Linked DNA regions of Homo sapiens: region 2 is linked to region 1. Evidence: chromatin contacts called from ENCODE Hi-C or POLR2A ChIA-PET data. All regions are on one chromosome and are shown on one strand. Each heading gives the region's core, a stretch centred on a gene start or an enhancer-like site at or near the end of the contact. The rest is flanking DNA. Distances are from core to core; before and after follow the strand shown. Region 1 overlaps WDFY2 (WD repeat and FYVE domain containing 2). Region 2 overlaps WDFY2 (WD repeat and FYVE domain containing 2).

Region 1 (5,251 bases), core at 4-2,503:
GAATTCTATTCAGATGCTAAAGGGAGCTGGAAAAAACAAGAAGCAGAAGGAACAAAGAAAGAACACAGAGTATCAAAGACAGGATCAGACATGCAGACATAAGGGAAAGCATTTTCCTCCTGTTCTGTTGCTTATGTGGCAAAGCTTAAGGCACCATGATTAACCATCTGATTAAAGCCACTAGTATCATAGCTTGCTCTCACTAATGCAGATTCATGCAGTTTACTCATTGGCCTCCGATTGCCCCCATTCTAGCCACTCTGTATAGGGTAGGTCAAGCTGAACCTTGTCAGCATTTAAGTGGATACTGATGATAGCTCTCCCTACATTAGAATCTCTTACCTCGCCATAATTTGCTACGCTGCAATTTTCATTCTACTTAGCAAGAAAATTCTTCTGTTAACTTGAAAAAACTAATAAATACATATACATACTCCACAGGAAGGGAAGTATTTCAACTGGAAATCTTATTTATGTGTACTTACTGAGATTGTACCATTGTCTAGACCTATGGACAGTCTTCTTGTTTCCGGGTTAAAAGACATGCATGAACATGGAGCTGAAAGAAATGAACATGTTGATGAAATTAACAAAACCATGATTCTCATCGACTCAGGAGTGCCTAACTAGCTAAAAGTGTGGGGCTGTACTTTCCCCACTATCTCCTGGAAAACATTTCATTTAACATCCACTCACCAAAAAATAAAAACAGTAATTTTACAGCCACCCCATAGTTGTTCAGTTATCCTTTTAATGAATATAACAAATAAGATATTCTCAAACTGGGCAAGTTCCAAGGGGCTTGGTCTTGGCTGGTTCTGTCAGTATGGACTCTAAATTTGCTTAACTAGATTAACAATACTTTGTGCTGTGTAACGTTTCTGTTACCACTCTCTCTGTACCACTCCAATTCCATCTTAAATAGAAATAACCTATCCTTTCTGAACTAGACAAACAAAAGAAAGATCTTATTATCCCTCCACCCTCCCCACCCACATACAGACACATACACACAGGAGTCTAGAAGTCTATTTTTTGATTCAGAATTGATTCGGGGCGTGTGAATTAACAGGAGTTTTTTGCTTTTGGCCTTTGGGGGTGTGCTGGAGTCTGCTGATTGAAAATGACAGAGGAGGATTTGTCTCAATCTAAAAAAGAACCAACTCATCATAGGGCTTGGCATTGTAGGAAAGAAACCAGGTAAGTCAGTACACCCAGGCCTGGACTGGTTCTCCCTGTTCCGCAGGACTGACGGCCTGAGTACACCCGAGCCTAAGCAAATTAAGTATGCTTGGAAGCCACGTGTGGTCAACAAGTGCTTACTAAACAGTCAGCTCCCAGGTCCCTGCCTTCTCTACCTGTGCTTGCTCCTAACTGCTCCCACTAAATAGGGGGTCTTTTGACAATTTACCCAATACTGAAATATTTAATAGTTGTTCTAAAGAGCCCAGCACAGTTTTTATATGTCTCCCTTCATATTCACAGAAGCCATGTAGATCATGAACTACCTATTATCATAATCACAATCAGCATCAAATATTTTTTATTCCTACTTTTCACGGGTATGATTAGATGTTTTACCCAAGGTCACATAGGAAACACTGGAGAAGGTTCAAAGACATCATTCAAACACACAGTCCCATTTTCAAACAACCAACTTAGATTATTTTTAAACTAAAAAAGAATTTCAAGTTCTACTGACAGCCACTAAGTGAACATATCACTTAGTAACATATTTTTCATTCTTTATAAAAGGGCCCTGAATAAAACAACAAAAAGACCTTCTAAACTGCATATTTACTTTTTTTCTAATTTTCTATCATGATATATTCAGAAAATAAAAACTAGTAGAATTTCCCCCAAAAACTTCCACCTGTATAACAGACTATCTTCTTTCTACTTAGCTACAAAATAAAACCAGATTCCCAAGAGTACACTCCTGAAAACAGCAATCAAATGATATTTAATGCACTGCCCTAAGAAAGTCAGTTTTATTGCCCTTGACCAGTAAACTATGTTGGCACAATTTCTATACAATATTAAGATGCCGGGTCTCATAATCCCATAACATGTGTGCAGAATTAGAATCTAATAATCTCATGGAAAATTGTTAGCTGAAAAAAAATCTAAAGAAAAAATACACTGTGATTACAATTGTGTAAAGTACATACACACATAAGTACAGGATACATGGAAAAATTATTCTTGTGTTCAAATGACAAGATTATTTCTATAACACTGTCTTTACTCTTATTTTGCCATTCCTGTTAAAATGAATTTTAAATATGTCACAATTTATGAAGATGTAAGTATGAGCATATGAAGCAAAACTCGATTGCAGCCTCAAGGGGCTAGTGACTAGCCAGGAACAACCTTATCATTTAGCTGCCCACTTGACCATCTAAAAGTATTTCCTGTGTGATTTCCTCCAAAGTCCATATCCGGTTATGCTATAATTAGAAAACCCACTGAAATTTGAATGTGATTTAAAATACTTTTTTACAACACTGCATAGGCTACTCTTAAATCTTCATTGCCATTCCCTTATTCCTTGTTTTTTCCCCAATTTCCTATATTTCTTGTTATTCTTTCAAGAAAAATTTAGAATCCTTACTATGTTCAAGGCATGTCCTACAATGATATATAAAGTATTACTGCTGCCATCATGGAATTAAAAGAATTTATAGATTGTGAAACCAAAGGTACATAGGAACTGTAAGACAATTTCACCCTATTGGTTCAAATCATTTTATGCATAGTAAGAAACACCACCATATTTCAAAGTAAAGAACCGTTCCTATAATAAATGAATTCAGCAAATTTTCAGAATACAAAATTAATGCACACAAATCAGTAGCTCTGCTATACATCAACAGTGACCAAGCTGAGAATCAAATCAAGAACTCAACTCCTTTTACAGTAGCTGCAGAAAAATAAAATAACATACTTGGGATACCTAAACCAGGAGGTGAAAGACCTCTACAAAGAAAACTACAAACACTGCTGAAAGAAATCACAGATGACACAAACAAATGGAAACATATCCCATGCTCATGGATGGGTAGAATCAATATTGTGAAAATGAACATACCGCCAAAAGCAATCAACAAATTCAAGGCAATTCCCATCAAAATAGCACCATCATTCTTCATAGAACTAGAAAAAACAACCCTAAAACCTATATGGAACCAAAAAAGAGCCCACATAGCCAAAGCAAGACTAAGCAAAAAGAACAAATCTGGAGGAATCACATTACCCGACTTCAAACTATATATAAGGCCATAGTCACCAAAACAGCATGGTACTGTTATAAAAACAGGCATACAGATCAATAGAGCAGGAAACAGAACCCAGAGATAAACCCAAATACTTACAGTCAACAGATCTTTGACAAAGCAAACAAAACATAAAGTGGAAAAAGGACACCCTATTCGACAAACAGCGCTGGGATAATTGGCAAGCCACATGTAGAAGAATGAAACTGGATCCCCATCTCTCACCTTATACAAAAATCAACTCAAGATGAACCAAAGACTTAAATTTAAAACCTGAAACCATAAAAATTCTAGAAGATAACACTGGAAAACCTTTCTAGGCATTGGCTTAGGCAAAGACTTCATGACCAAGAACCCAAAAGCAAATGCAGGCCAGCTGCAGCGGCTCACGCCTGTAATCCCAGCACTTTGGGAGGCTGAGATGGACGGATCACTTGAGGTCAGGAGATTGAGACCAGCCTGGCCAACATGGCGAAACCCCATCTCTATTAAAAATACAAAAATTAGGCGGGTGTGACGGTACACACCTGTAGTCCTAGCTACTAGGGAGGCTGAGGCACGAGAATCGCTTGAATCCGGGAGGCAGAGGTTGCAGTAAGCTGAGATGGTGCCACTGCACTCCAGCCTGGGCAACAGAGGAAGACCTTGTCTCAAAAAAAAAAAAAAAAAAAAAAAAAGCAAATGCAACAAATCAAAGATAAATAGATGAGACTCAATTAAACTAAAAATCTTCTGCCTAGCAAAAGAAACAATCAGCAGAGTAAACAGACAACCCAAAGAGTGGGAAAAAAATCTTAGCAATTAACGCACACAACAAACAATTAAAACATCCAACAAAGGACTAATATGCAGAATCTACAAGGAACTCAAACAAATTAGCACACACACACAAAAAGAACCCCATCAAAAAGTGGGCTAAGGACATGAATAGACAATTCTCAAAAGATATACAAATGGCCAACAAACTTGAAAAATCGCTCAACATCACTAATGATCAGGGAAATGCAAATCAAAACTGCAATGCGGTATCACCTTACTCCTGCAAGAATGGCCATAATCAAAAAATCAAAATATAATAGATGTTGGCATGGATGTGGCGAAAAGGGAACACCTCTGCGCTGCTGGTGGGAATGCAAACTAGTACAACCACTATGGAAAACAGTGTGGAGATTCCTTAAATAACTAAAAGTAGAACTACCATTTGATCCAGCAATCTCACTACTGGATATCTACCCAGACAAAAAGAAGTCATTATACGAAAAACATACTCACACACGCATGTTTATAGCAGCACAACTCACAATTGCAAAAACATGGAACCAGCCCAAATGCCCACCAATCAACAAATGGATAAAGAAATTGTGGTGAACCAGGGAATATTACTCAGCCATAAAAAAGTAACAAAATAATGCCATTCACAGCAACCTGGATGGAATTGGAGACCATTATTCTAAGTGAAGTAACTCAGGAATGGAAAAGCAAACATCGTATGTTCTTACTCATAAGTGGGAGCTAAGCTATGAGGATGCAAAGGCCTAAGAATAATACAAGGGAGTTTGGGGATTCGAGGAAAGGTGGGCAAGTGGGGTGAGGGATAAAAGACTACACACTGGGTACACTGGTCGGGTGATAGGGGCATGAAAATCTCAGAAATCACCAGTAAAGAACTTTTTCATGTAACCAAGCACCACCTGTTCCCCAAAAACCTACTGAAATTAAAAAAAAGACTGCTTCTATAAATGAGCATAAACAAAAGAAATCTGAACAGAAATCTTACTGTTCTACAACCTATATGCCTGAACCCAGGATGTTCTGGAAAGGGGAGTGTCAGAGTTAGACAGCATTAGCTCCCAGGCACATCCAAAGGCATAACCACCCCTTCAAACAGGCATTTGGGAAAACACCAGGCAAACATCTGTGTGTGTGTGTGTGTGTGTGTGTGTGTGTGTGTGTGTGTGTGTGTGCATGTGCGCACA
Region 2 (5,096 bases), core at 1,372-3,871, 40 kb before region 1:
CCTATTCTCCCTGATGTCAAAGTTGGTTCTCTCTCTCAGTGTCAGGCTACCTATGACTACCAGAAAACAAAAACAAACAAAAAAAACCCCAAAACTCAGATCACATACTTCTGTTTAAGGTGAAAAAGATTCTTTTATTGAAAAAAAATTTCAAAGATACATAACTTATCACTAAGCTTCAGAAATTCATAAGAAAAAACATGGGTTTGATGTCTGGCTATACTTCTTTAACAGGAGTGGTGAGGGGGACATCTTTCTTGCCTTGATCCTGATCTTAGAGGGAAAGCATCTCTTTTCTCACCATTAAGGATGATGTTAGCTGCAGGGTTTCCATAGATATTTCTTTATTGAAGAAGCTCCCCTCTAGTCCTAGTTTGCTGGGAATATTTTGTAATGAACTGGATTTTACCAAATGCTTTCCCACATTAATTAATATAATAACATGATTTTTCTTCTTTAACCTGTTGACGTAATGGATTACATTGATTTTTGAATGCTGAACCTGCTTTGCCTATCTGGAATAAATCCCACTAGGTCATGCTGTGTAATTCTTTTTAATATATGGTTGGGGTCAATTTGCTAGTTTTTTTTTTTTTTTTCATGAGAGATATTGGTCTGCAGTTTTCTTTCTTGTAGTGCCTTTGGTTTTGGGATCACTTGTTGATTTTTTTTTTTTTTTTTTTTGAGACGGAGTCTCGCTCTGTCGCCCAGGCTGGAGTGCAGTGGCGGGATCTCGGCTCACTGCAAGCTCCGCCTCCCGGGTTCACGCCATTCTCCTGCCTCAGCCTCCCAAGTAGCTGGGACTACAGGCGCCCGCCACTACGCCCGGCTAATTTTTTTGTATTTTTAGTAGAGACGGGGTTTCACCGTTTTAGCCGGGATGGTCTCGATCTCCTGACCTCGTGATCCGCCCGCCTCGGCCTCCCAAAGTGCTGGGATTACAGGCGTGAGCCACCGCGCCCGGCCCACTTGTTGATTTTTAAAATTTTGTATTGAGATAAAATTCACATAACACAAAATTCACCACTTTAAACATTTTATAGTGTATAATTCACTGTTTATTAGTTACTCACAATGTTGTGCATCATCACTATTATCTATTTCCAGAACATTTCCATCATCCCAAAATGAAACTCTATATTCCCAACTCCCACTTCCCTCATCCTCGGAAAACACTAATCTATTATCTTTCTCTGTGAATTCCCTCCTATTCCTGACACTTCATATAAATGTAATCATACAATACATGGCCTTTTGTGTGCGGCTTTTTTCTCTTAGCATAAGTTTCCAAGGTTCAACCATTTTGTAGCATGTACTTCATTACTAAATGGCTAAATAACTCACTGTATATATATATATCACATTTTGTTTATCCATTCATCACTGATGGACATTGAGGTTATTTCCATTTTTTTGGCCATTATGAATAACGTTGTTATGAAGAGGTACATATGAGTTTTTGTGTGAATACTGTCATGCTCCACATAACGATGCTTCAGTCAGTGATGGAAACTGTGGCACCATAAGATTATAATGGGGCTGAAAGGGCGTGGCTGTTCTAGCACAATGCATTACTCACCTGTCTGTGGTGATGCTGGTGAAAACAAACCCACTGTGCTGCCAGTCATTTAAAGTACAGCACCTACAATAATGTTACTTGATAATGATACTAAATGACCCATGTTACTGGTTTATGTATTTACTATACTATGCTTTTAAAATCAGTATTTTAGAGTGTACTCCTTCTATTTATATATATATTTTAAAATGTTAACTGTAAACTGTAAAACAGCCTCATGCAGGTCCTGCAGGAAGTATCCAGAGGAAGGCATTGTTATGATAGGAGGTGACAGGTCCATGGGTGTTATGGCCCCGAAGACCTTCCAGTGGGACGAGCTGTGGAGATGGAAGACAGTGATACTGATGATCCTGACCCTAAGTAGGCCTAGGCTAATGCGTGTGTTTGTGTCTTAGTTTTTAACAAAAATGTTTAAAAAGTAAAACAAAAATATTAAAAATTTAAAAAACCAAAAAACCTAGAGAATAAAGGTATGAAGAAAAAATATTTTGTACAGTTGTGTTTGTGTTTTAAGCTGTTATTACAAAAAAGTTGAAAAGCTGAAAAAATTAAAAAGTTTATAAAGTAAAAATAGAGTACACTAGGTTTATTATTGAAAAAATATTTTTAATAGCCTAAGTGTACAGTGTTTATGAAGTCTACAGTAGTGTACAGTAATGTCCAAGGCCTTCACATTCACTCACTACTCACTCACTGACTCACCCAGAGCAATTTCCAGTTCTGCAAGCTCCATTCATGGTAAGTGCCCTATCCAGGCATACCATAACATTTTTTAAATCTTTTGCAGCAAATTTTTACTGTACCTTTTCTATTTTTAGATATGTTTATTGTAACAAATACCATTGTGCTACAACTGCCTACAGTATTCATAACAGTAACACACTGTACAGGTGTGCAAGCCTAGGGAGCAACAGGCTATACCCTCTAGCCCAGGCATGTAGTAAGCAATCCCATCTAGGTGTGTAAGTACATTCTCTCACATTCACACAACACTGAAATCGCCTAACAATGCATTTCTCAGAATGTGTCACTGTCATTAAGCAACACATGACTATATATGCCTTCAGTTCTGTTGGGTACATAACTAGGAGTGAAAATGCTGTGTCACAACGTAACTTTATATTTAACTCTTTGAGGAACTACCAAACTGTTTTTCAAAGTGGCTACATTTTACATTCCCACCAACACTGTTAAGAGGGTTCCAGGCCTGGGTGCAGTGGCTCACACCTGTAATCCCAGCAATTTGGGAGGCCGAGGCAGGTGGATCACCTAAGGTCAGGAGTTCAAGACTAGCCTGGCCAACATGGTGAAACCCCATCTCTACTAAAACATACAAAAATTAGCCGGGCATGGTGGCAAGCGCCTGTAATTCCAGCTACTTGGGAGGCTGAGGCAGGAGAATCACTTGAACCCAAGAGGCAGAGGTTGCGGTGAGCCAAGATCACACCACTGCACTCCAGCCTGGGCGACAAGAACGAAACTCTCTATCAAAAAACAAAACAAAACAAAACAAAAAAACAAAAACAAAAAGAGGGTTCCAATTTCTCCACATCCTTGTCAACACTGCTTTCCTTTTTTTTTTTTGAAAGGAATTAATATTTATTGGACCATTAAACTATGTTTCAGATACTTCACTAAGTAATCCACATATGTTATCTTTTAATTTTTTACTGTATTAAAATATACATAACAAAAAATTTACAACTGAAGTATACAGTTCTGTGGCATTAAGTACATTCACACTGTTGTATAACCATCACCACCTTTCACTCTCTAGAACTTTCTCACCTTCCCAAACTGAAACTCTTTACCCACTAACTCGCCATTTCCCCCTCTCCTGGGCCTTGGTAATCACCATTTGCCTTTCTGTCTCTATGAATTTGATTACCATAAGTATCTCATATATAAGGGGAATCCTTCAGTATTTCTCCTTTTTTTTTTTTTTTTTTTTGAGATGGAATCTTGCTCTGTCACCCAGGCTGGAATGCAGTGGTGCAATCTCAGCTCACTGCAACCTCCACCTCCTGGGTTCAAGCAATTCCCTTGCATCAGCCTCCCAAGCAGCTGGGATTACAGGCGCACACCACCACGCAGGCTAATTTTTATATTTTAGTAGAGGCTGGTCTTGAACTTCTGGCCTCAGGTGATCCACCCGCCTTGGCCTCCTGAAGTGCCGGGATTACAGGCGTGAGCCACTACGCCTGGCCTTGTCCTTTTCTTGATTGGCTTATTTCACTTAGCATATGTCTTCAAGGTTCATTTGCATGTGTCAGAACTTCCTACCCTTTTAAGGTTGAATAATATTCCACTGTATGTATACACCAAACTTATTTATTCATTCATGTGTTGATGGGCATTTAGGTTGCCTCCACCTTTGGGCTATTGTAAACAATGCTGCTATGAACATGGGTGTACATATATCTGCTTGAGCCTCTGCTTTCATTTCTTCTGGGCATACACCGCTAATTTAATTTTGAATGTTAATCCGACACTGTATTACTGAGATAAACTTCACTTGATCATGATGTATTATCTTTTTTACATATTGCTGGATTTTATCCACTGAAATTTTGTTTAGTTTTTTGTACCCATTATCATAAAGAATGATGGCCTATAGTTTTCTTTACTTGTATCATTTTGGTCTAGTTTTGACAAGAGGTAATGTTGATCTAATAGAATGGGCTGGAAAGTCTTTCACTTCTGCAACTTCTGAAAGAGTCTGTGTAAAGCTTGCATTGCCTCTTCCTTGAATTTTTCATAAAATTCACCAGTAAAGGCATGTGGGCCTGGAGCTTTCTTTGTGGGAAGGTTTTAACTATACATTAAATTCAATTTCATTAGTAGATACAGAACTATTAGGATTATCTATGTCTTTTTTAGTAATCTTTCACAATTTGTATTTTTCAAAGATTTTTAAAATTTCAGTTTTCAAATTTATTAGTATAAAGTTGTTCATAATATTACATATTATCCTTTAAATATACCTAGACTCTGTAGTAATGTCACTTCACTCATTCCTGATATTGATAATTTGCATTTTCTCTTTTTTTTTTTCCCTGTTAACTCTGGCTAAAGATTTATCAATTTTATTGAGCTTATCAAAACACTAGCTTTTGGATTTCATTGATTTTTCTCTATTTTCTGTTTTCTATTTCATGAACTTCTACTGATCTCTCCTTTTTTCTGCTTAGGAGACTCTTCTTTCTCTGGTATTCTAAGGTGGAAGTCAAAGTCACTGTTAATGAGTCCCTTCTTGTTTTCTAATATAGATGTTTAGTTCTGTAAATTTCTCCTTAAATACTGCTATGGCATCATACCATAAATTCTGGTATATTGTGTTTTCATTTTTTTTATTATTATATTTTAAGTTCTAGGGTACATGTGCACAATGTGCAGATTTGTTACATATGTATACTTGTGCCATGTTGGTGTGCTGCACCCATTAACTCGTCATTTACATTATTTCTCCTAATGTTATCCCTCCCCGCTCCCCCCACACCACGATAGGCCCCAGCGT

The links. A loop is a pair of places that touch in the nucleus more often than their neighbours do. ChIA-PET counts read pairs that join two places held with the same protein, here RNA polymerase II (POLR2A). Pooled maps may share reads with other maps.
Region 2: a loop to region 1 is called in a map of PC-9, with 7 times the contacts of the local background. The contact joins two enhancer-like sites. A Hi-C loop is called at or near these places in 8 of 168 maps with a recorded cell type or tissue (Calu3, PC-9, aorta and 3 more) and 8 of 50 pooled maps. POLR2A ChIA-PET finds 5 or more read pairs at or near these places in 6 of 52 experiments (A673, BJ, GM10248 and 3 more).

The regions. Positions count from the first base shown.
Region 1 is chr13:51,670,478-51,675,728 of GRCh38, reverse strand. It overlaps WDFY2 (WD repeat and FYVE domain containing 2), which reads right to left. Exons shown (of 12, transcript NM_052950.4): 3 at 486-559. Among named protein-coding and RNA genes, the nearest start is that of WDFY2, 89 kb to the right of the region's middle. RefSeq lists a silencer at 3,242-3,536. Within about 2 kb of position 1,253, at least 9 of the 41 ENCODE cell types and tissues checked have a DNase peak (open chromatin) inside an H3K27ac peak, as active enhancers do; they include PC-9, where a contact is called at or near this core.
Region 2 is chr13:51,712,281-51,717,376 of GRCh38, reverse strand. The region is part of intron 4 of WDFY2 (WD repeat and FYVE domain containing 2); the gene reads right to left. Among named protein-coding and RNA genes, the nearest start is that of DHRS12, 89 kb to the left of the region's middle. Within about 2 kb of position 2,621, at least 5 of the 41 ENCODE cell types and tissues checked have a DNase peak (open chromatin) inside an H3K27ac peak, as active enhancers do; they include PC-9, where a contact is called at or near this core.